Linked DNA regions of Homo sapiens: region 1 is linked to region 2. Evidence: read pairs that join two places in POLR2A ChIA-PET (ENCODE). Cell type or tissue: endothelial cell of umbilical vein. All regions are shown on one strand.

Region 1 (4,000 bases), 960 kb before region 2:
CCTTTTGCACAGCACCATGCCCAGAGCCTGGGTTTTACATAGTTAAAGGCAGCAATGACATCTTTTTCCAACTTCTGTTTACAAAGTCAATATTTAAAATTACCGTAAAGATTTCATTTTCAGAGGAGAGTTTGAGAATGTCTAAAGCACAGCTAGGCTGCCCACATGGCTGTTAGTGGATCTTGGATGATGATGCACAAGCACTTATCATTCATCTAATTGATCACTCAGCTGCTCACATCAGGCTTGCCTGGTGGTTTGATTATTATGCAAGTTTTTTTCCTAATGTGATAAAATATATGTAATGTCATATTTATCATTTTAATCTTAATTGTACACTAATAAGTGTACAATTTAGGGGGCATCAAATACATTCGCAATGTTGTATAACCATCACTATTTTTTCATTATCTCTGAGAAAAACTCAGTGCATGATAAATAATAACTCCCCCCATACTGTCTCCCCCTGCCTGCCTGGCTCTGGTAACCTCTATTCTACTTCCTCTCTGTTTGAGTTTGCCTGTTCTAGGTACCTTATATGAGTCGAATCACGTATTTATTTGTCGTTCTGTGTCTGGCTTATTTCTTTAAGTATAGTATTTTCAAGGTTCATTCATGTTGTAGCATACGTCAAAATTTCATTCCATTTTATGGCTGAATAATATTCTCTTGTATGTACACATTACCACATTTTATCAATCAGTTCATCTGCTGATGGACACTTAGGTTGTTTCTACCTTTAATATTTTTTTATTTTAAAAATCTGAGTAAAAAGTACAGACCTTGCCATATAAGGAAAGAGTGATATTGCCACTATTAGATTAAAAACTCCCAAGAAAAGATAAGCTGATCAGAGATGGTTTCTGGTTCAGATTTCTTAGGAGTGTAGCTTGGCCTCTTTCGGGGAAGATTATAGGTAAGGACATGAGTGAGTCCTGGAAAGTAATGGAGTTCACAAGAGTTGGAACATTTCTGGTCTACTGTAGACTGGGTACTGGGTATTGAGGAGAAATATGGTCCAAGGGAGTTTGTGTTCACTATATCTTACCTCCGTCTCTCAGGAGCAGGTCAAAGCAGAACACTTGTGTAAAATTAAATAAGTCCTCAGCTGATCTCTGCAGTAGAACGTGGAGAAAGAAGTAGGAACATTAGCACCAGCCAAATATAAATAAAATCTGGGCACTTTATCTAAGATCTTTTTTTTTTTTTGAGACAGGCTGGTCACCCGGGCTGGTGTGCAGTGGCACAACCACGGCTCACTACAGCCTCAACTTCCTGTGCTCAAATGATTCTCCTGCCTCAGCCACCTGAGCAGCTGGGACTACAGGTGTGCGCTTCCATGCCTGGCTAATTTTTGTATTTTTTGCAGAGACAGGGTTTCATTATGTTGCTCAGGCTGGTCTCAAACTTCCGGGCTCAAGCTATCCACCCACCTTGGCAGCCCAAAGTGCTGGGATTGCAGGTGTGAACCACTGCACCCAGCTCACCAACTCTTACTGCTTTACCATTAAGTATTTTGGTTTGGTGAGCTAAGCCTGAATGGGTTATTGATCAGCATTAAAATTTGGAATAAAATTTTAACAATGAATTTATTAAAAACTGAATATTAGCTAATTTTTGGCTTCAGTTTGAAATGCTTTTGAAGATCTCAGCATTGAAATCTTCACATATAATCATCTTTATTGTTTCTTGTTAACTGTAATACTAGTTCTTGCAGCTTTTTATTACTTTCCTATAATAAACTCTTGTTAGGTGATCAATAATTGAAGGAAAAAAGAAGAAATTAGAAGTGTTTTAATATCCACACTAATTCTGTTGGAGCAAGGAGCTTTGCTTTTTCTTCCAGTGTTTCTATTTAGCACAGCTGCCTAGAACAATTAGTCTTGCCATTTATTGCTGTGACTTTTGGCTTTGAAATTAACAGGTAATGGTGTCAGCTGGTCTCTGATTATTCATCTTAAATTGTTGGATGCATGATTCATTTCCTAGAATATAGGCACAAGTCTGTGATTAACCGTTTGTATTGCTACCATTTGCTACTTTTCATACTAAAAATCCTGTCTTATAGATAGGGAAATTCTTTTAATTATATCTGGCTTATTTCATTGTATTTCTACTTTCACAGCACCTAAAAAATGTGCATTCTGAAAGAGGTACTTTCTAGTGAAATTTTTTATTTAATGTACATATTACCAATTCCAAAATGATTAACTAAATTTTTTTTTCCTCTGCCTCTAGTGATTTCCTAAATAAAAACCAAGAGCTGTTGCAAGATTTGTCAGAAGTGAATGACGAAAACACTCAGTTGATGGAAATACTGAATACTTTGTTTTTCTTGCCAATCAGACGACTTCATAATTACGCAAAAGTTTTGCTAAAGCTTGCTACTTGTTTTGAAGTGGTAAGCTCCCATGTATACCTCTTTGGACATTTGGAAAGCCAAGGATCATAGTTGTTTGTATGGATTATGCCACCACAAGATCTGGAACTCCAGTAATTTAATATTTACCTGTGTCTAATTAAATTTAATTTTCTTCAGGGAAATGACAGAGGAAAGTATGACTGTAGATAAATTGAGTTTTCTGTGGATTCAGTTTCCCTTTAGGGCCTTATCAAGATGAATAAACTGTATTCATTTTATGAAACTGTCTAAAGTTGAGACTCTATCAGATGCTACTCATTCAGTAGTTGTCAAAATTTATTGGATGCATGCTGACTATGAGTTAAACAGAGCTCTTTAAAGCCCTGGCTTTCTGTATAATGGCATACACCTGTAAGGCAGGGGTGTTACCCAGCCTGGATTCATGCTAGACTTTATGCCAGGTGTTTAGGTTACCTTAGCAAATGCTGAGAGGAATCAGTTACAGGATTTTCTCAAATGTTAACTAGTCCACCCTTACATAAAACTAGTTAGGTGGAATCCTAGGAAGTTAGCACCACACTAGGATATAGATGTATGTTAAAACTGGTCCTGAGACATTCACCTTTCAAATCCCATCGAAATATGTGATTTCATTTTGTTTCTACCCTGAAAGGCTCTAGAAAAATTATAATGACTCCAAAGTCCCTTATAGGTTTTTTTTATTGTTGTTGTTGTTTGTTTGTTTTTGAGACAGAGTCTCGTTCTGTCACTGGGGCTGGAGTGCAGTGGCGCAATCTTGGCTCACTGCAACCTCCACCTCCCAGGTTCAAGTGATTCTCATGCCTCAGCCTCCTGAGTAGCTGAGATTACAGGTGTGTACCACAACACCGGCTACTTTTTTTTTTTTTTTTTTTTGTATTTTTAGTAGAGATGGGATATCACCATGTTGGCCAGGCTGGCCTCGAACTCCTGACCTCAAGTGATTGGCCTGCCTTGGCCTCCGAAAGTGCTAGGATTACAGGCATGAGCCACCACGCTGGCCCCTTGTAGGTTTAGAATCCTCTTAATCTTTGGGTCTGTCTCTTGATCTAAACAGATTTCACCCCTCAGAGTGACCCAGGAACTGATTGATGTAGGCTTTCTACATTTGAGCCTGCTGTGAAACCAGACTAAAGAAAAGACCTACAAGGTCTTTAAACTGATCTAGCTTTAGCTGTGAAGGTTTGACCTCTCAAATATCCCAATGAGATACAGCTTTCACCTCAATATGGCCTCAATTAATAAAAAAATTTTCCACCAGATCAGCTTAGAATTGTTGAGAGTCAGAGTTCAGTTTCCCTGGATGTAGCTTTCATATGCTTTATATTTCCTTCCTGAAACACTCCCACTCCCATCCTCATTCTGGGACAAAAGTCATTTTATCATGAAAATAAAGCCCTCTTTGACTATATTGGTTCTCTTTCACCTATCCATCTCTGAAGGATTATTTACTCTGTGTTTTGCTAACACTTTCTTTCTCTATTATTCACTTCTCATGTTATATCAATGGCCCTTATCCTTATCACAGGGGTTCAAAATCAACTGTGGAAGCTTTTTCAAAACAAAACCTGCCTGTATTCCATCACTATACGTTATAAT
Region 2 (4,000 bases):
AGATGAAGGACAATAAGGAGCAGTGGAAAGTAAGGTGAGGAAGAGCACCCCCATGTCCTGTCTATAAGGGCAGCTGTTCTTTGGTTGTAGTTAGTTGTTGCCTTTCCAAGAATGCAGCCAAAATTACCAGATCATCCATTTTCTCAAGAGAATTTAGATATCTGTATTTTAAAGTAAAATTCCCTGACTTGTAAAAACACTGTGTAGGCCAAAGAAAAGTACATCTTCAGGCTAGATTTAGCCAGTAGACCACCAATTTGTGACCCTTAAGTTAGTGAGACTGAGTCTGAATCCTGGCCCTTACTCCCCATGTTTCTCTGGGTAAGTGAGATAATCTCCTCTGTTCCTTTGTCAGTGAAGTGTGGGCAGTGATGCCAACTTTATTGGGTGTTGCAAGGATCAGGAAACGCAAAAGCACCTAGCACAGCTCCCGGTGCCTGGTAGCTCTCTGTTGTTTCTACATAGTACCCTCCATGTGGGACCTGCAAACCCATGATTTTCCTGAGTGTCTGCTTGTGAGTGGCTGTCTGCAACTACAAGGACTCAAGAGTCCTTTCTGCCCTGTGTTACTCTTGGTGGCTTAAAAGCTGCTCTCTGTGGGCTCTTAGCTCCCTTTTGCCTTTTCCCCTTAGAGTGATTTCCAGTTCGATGAGAATCCAAAGGCCCCATTGATTGTCCTTCCTTTCAGGTTTGCCCTGACCTCATCACTATAGGTCTAGAGGAAGTTCCTGGTGTTCCTGGGCTGACAGTGGGATCCAGTTTGGACATGATGAAATTTCTACAGATGGAGTTGGATACTTTTTTTTTTTTTTTGGAGGATGGGTACTAGCAAGAAGTCTCCCAAAAGATCTTATTTATTGATTACCCAGGCTGGTCTTGAATTCCTGGGCTCAAGCAATCCCCTGCTTCAGCCTCCTGAGTAGCTGGAGCTATAGATGTGCACCACCATGGCCAGGAAATATTTTAATATCTTAAGAGGAGTCAAGAAACTTTAACAATACATCTCAACCCTAGATGAAGTTCTTACTCTGAGGGTGGTTTTCACGTAATCTGCATAGAGCAAGGCAAACAAATAATGATCTTTATTTTAATTTGCAGTTTCATTACTTTAGCAATTATTAAGGGTTGATGTCTTTGCTTTCTGATGCTAGTAACATTTTGTGCCAGATAATTCTTTGTAATGGGGTCGGGGGCTGCCTTGTACAAAATCACTTCCCCCACTTCCCCCACTCCCAGTTGAGAACCACTGTTCTAGATGCATTTCTGGGTATGGTGAGGACCCTGAGCCCCTCAGAGGTGAGTGATTTGCCTAAGACCATGGGGAGGGGATAGGGCTGTGGCAGGAACGCAGGTCTTCTGCGACCTCAGTCCAGGGTTCTGTCCATGCTGCCACTGCTAGGATTTCAGTCGCATTGCGCCTCCAATCCTGTTTAATATTATAGTCTTCAGGGTCTTAAGTAAAAGTGTTATTCTATTAAGAAGTCAAAGCTTTTTGGCGAGTTTTAGAGTTTTCAGTGAAAGAGGAAATTATTAAAATTCTTGGCTCACGATTGCCATGGGTGAGTCATCTCCAAATTCTAGCAGTCTATAATGATTTGTTCCTGATAACAGTTAACATTGATTTACTATTTTGTCCACCTGCTTTCATCTGTCCTGTGCTACCCGATCCATGACACCGTGCAGTGGTAGGTTTGGATGCTTACCTTAGACGAATAGATGGTTAGTGGGGTTTGTGATGATGGCAGCAAGGAGACATTGAACTCCTCTGGGACATCAGTGATGGTTGGAATTTTGTACTCATCTGGGCTCCGAGAGTACAGGACACCTTCTGGGGAATATTTCAGTTCTTCAGTGGTATAAAGCCCCATTCCCTGAATAAACAAACCTTCAATCTGGAGGGGGACAATTTCAAGCTTTGTGACATTGTGTCATTTTTAGAAGGCCTTTACCTACCCTGAAATGACTCCCAGGAAGGGGCATCTGCCCAGATGGGCCAGCACCTACCTGCCCAATATCAATGGCTGGATTTAGGCTGCAACATGCATCCATGATGATGTCCGTTCTGATTTTCTGCCCAAAATAAAAATTACCTCACCATAAAAATTTGAATTAAAAGTATCATTTTCAGGTATACTCAAATGATCTCCAGTTTTTCCAGAACTCCTGCTGGCTAATTAACACTGCATTGAACCCTGTCAACATTAGAGCTGTTAAGATGCCTGCTGAACTCTTCAAATTTAGTGCCAGGACTGTCCATGACCCTGGAAGATCTTGTACATTCATGGTTTTGACTCCTCTTAAGTGACTCCAAAGTCCATGACATGCTAGTGTGTCTGAGTGAGTCACTTGGTAAATAATTGTTGTGCCTGGTTGTTCATCTGATTCTCAACCTGAATTTGTTGTTGGAATATAATTTATGAGCTCATGTAGTCCTCATGATAATCTGTGGCAGGTGGTACTATTGCCATTTTACTGTGAAAATCCTAGAGCCATACTGGCATGTATGAGTTTGTGGATTTGCAAGATCTTGGAAGGTATTCATGGCAAATGTTGAGACCACCTTTGATTTGCTAATCTACTTCCTTCTCTGAGAAGCATCACATGAATCTGGCCCTTGTTTTGGCACTGGGCATGGGCCTGCAGGTTATTAAGGAGCCACTAAAAGCCCCTAAGTGCCTGTGGCCTATCTCCGGAGTGTCTCAGGGCTTCCCTTCTGCCCCCCATTTCCCAGTGCTTGCTCTGACAAGATCATCATTCTCTGTTTGGGCTCAATACCTGGGCTCCTACTTTCTATCTAGCCTTTTGGACTTGGCAATTCTCTTTTGACTCAAACCTTGGCCTCTTGGACAACCTACTCTGGGCATTGGGACCAGCCTTCATCTATCCTCAACCTGGATAGGGAGGGAGATTGGACACACCTCAGAGTGGGCCTTCAGTTTACTTCTACCTTGAAACCTGGTGTGTTTTGCACTATAAGTGCTGGACAGTGGAAAGAGATGGCTGTGCACTAACACTGAGTTGATGGATGATTTAGTTCACCAACCACAAATGGCCAGCTGCAACAGGCCTGTCACTGAATTTCTCTGATTTCTCTTTAGTTAAAAGAAGTTTTGCCTCTTTAAGAAATAAACTATTTTAAGGGATCAAAGTGATACTGAAATTATTGAACCTTAAACTGTAAATGTAAACTGAAAGGCACAGAAAAGACCACATTTTGACTTTTCTAGCATCATAAATTCTGGAAGATCCTCATAAGTTTCATATCTTTAGGGATTTATTCCAAGGCCCTTGGGTAAAATTGCATCCTTTATAATGCAAGTTGTTAATTTTGGGTTAAGTATGATTCCCTGTCTCCAATGTGTGGTTTCTTGGCTGTTCAATTAAATAGAAAATGTAACAATTATTTTAATACCTCTCTTCCCCCAAAATCTGTTCCAGTAATACTTTTTGGATAATTGACTTTGGAGAAACAGCACATTGCTATGTGCTTTCAAAATGTTTGCTCAAGACTATTTACTAAGTTAGTTATTCCTTCAGATTAGAAAATGTGTTTTTTCTTTATAAATAGAAGCTTTTTTGGGGGAGAAATCTTGGAAAGTGATTTTGTTGTCTAAATGAAATAAGAAATTTAATACATTTTAGACTGTCATCAGCAATTCATTTTTGACTACTATATTGTCTTTTTAAGTGGAAATTCAGGATAAGGCTAGATCTCTGGACCCTCCCATGGAATTGAAAGAATCTTGTTCTTGTTATAAGAGAATTACATAATGGAATTGGGCTATTTACTATACAACACACTTTTGTTGTTTTGATTTGCCAAGAGGAAAGTTAGACTTGACTTACCTTGTGAGCACCTGTCAGGCAGTCAATTTCAACCTCAGAACAGGCAGCTCTGCAGACATAGTAAGGAAATGGGTCCCCCACCCCCTTCTCCCAGTCCATGAAGGCCTTGTAGCCCCTGACGGAAGAAATAAAGCCTTTTAGCTTGAGCTGGGGA

What was found. Peaks named below come from ENCODE experiments on the same cell type or tissue, not always from the same donor. Only the 100,000 strongest peaks of a DNase experiment are listed, where the experiment ranks them.
Region 1: POLR2A ChIA-PET joins it to region 2 with 9 read pairs; 1 of 35 experiments calls an interaction of 5 or more read pairs at or near these places.

What each region holds. Positions count from the first base shown.
Region 1 is chr2:201,731,677-201,735,676 of GRCh38, reverse strand. It overlaps ALS2 (alsin Rho guanine nucleotide exchange factor ALS2), which reads left to right. Exons shown (of 34, transcript NM_020919.4): 13 at 2,239-2,401. Among named protein-coding and RNA genes, the nearest start is that of MPP4, 35 kb to the right of the region's middle. In endothelial cell of umbilical vein, no CTCF peak of the experiment used is centred here; a DNase peak (open chromatin) is centred at 1,936; H3K27ac peaks cover 2,453 bases.
Region 2 is chr2:200,775,819-200,779,818 of GRCh38, reverse strand. It overlaps the pseudogene AOX3P-AOX2P and the pseudogene AOX2P. Among named protein-coding and RNA genes, the nearest start is that of BZW1, 34 kb to the left of the region's middle. In endothelial cell of umbilical vein, no CTCF peak of the experiment used is centred here; a DNase peak (open chromatin) is centred at 1,528; H3K27ac peaks cover 458 bases.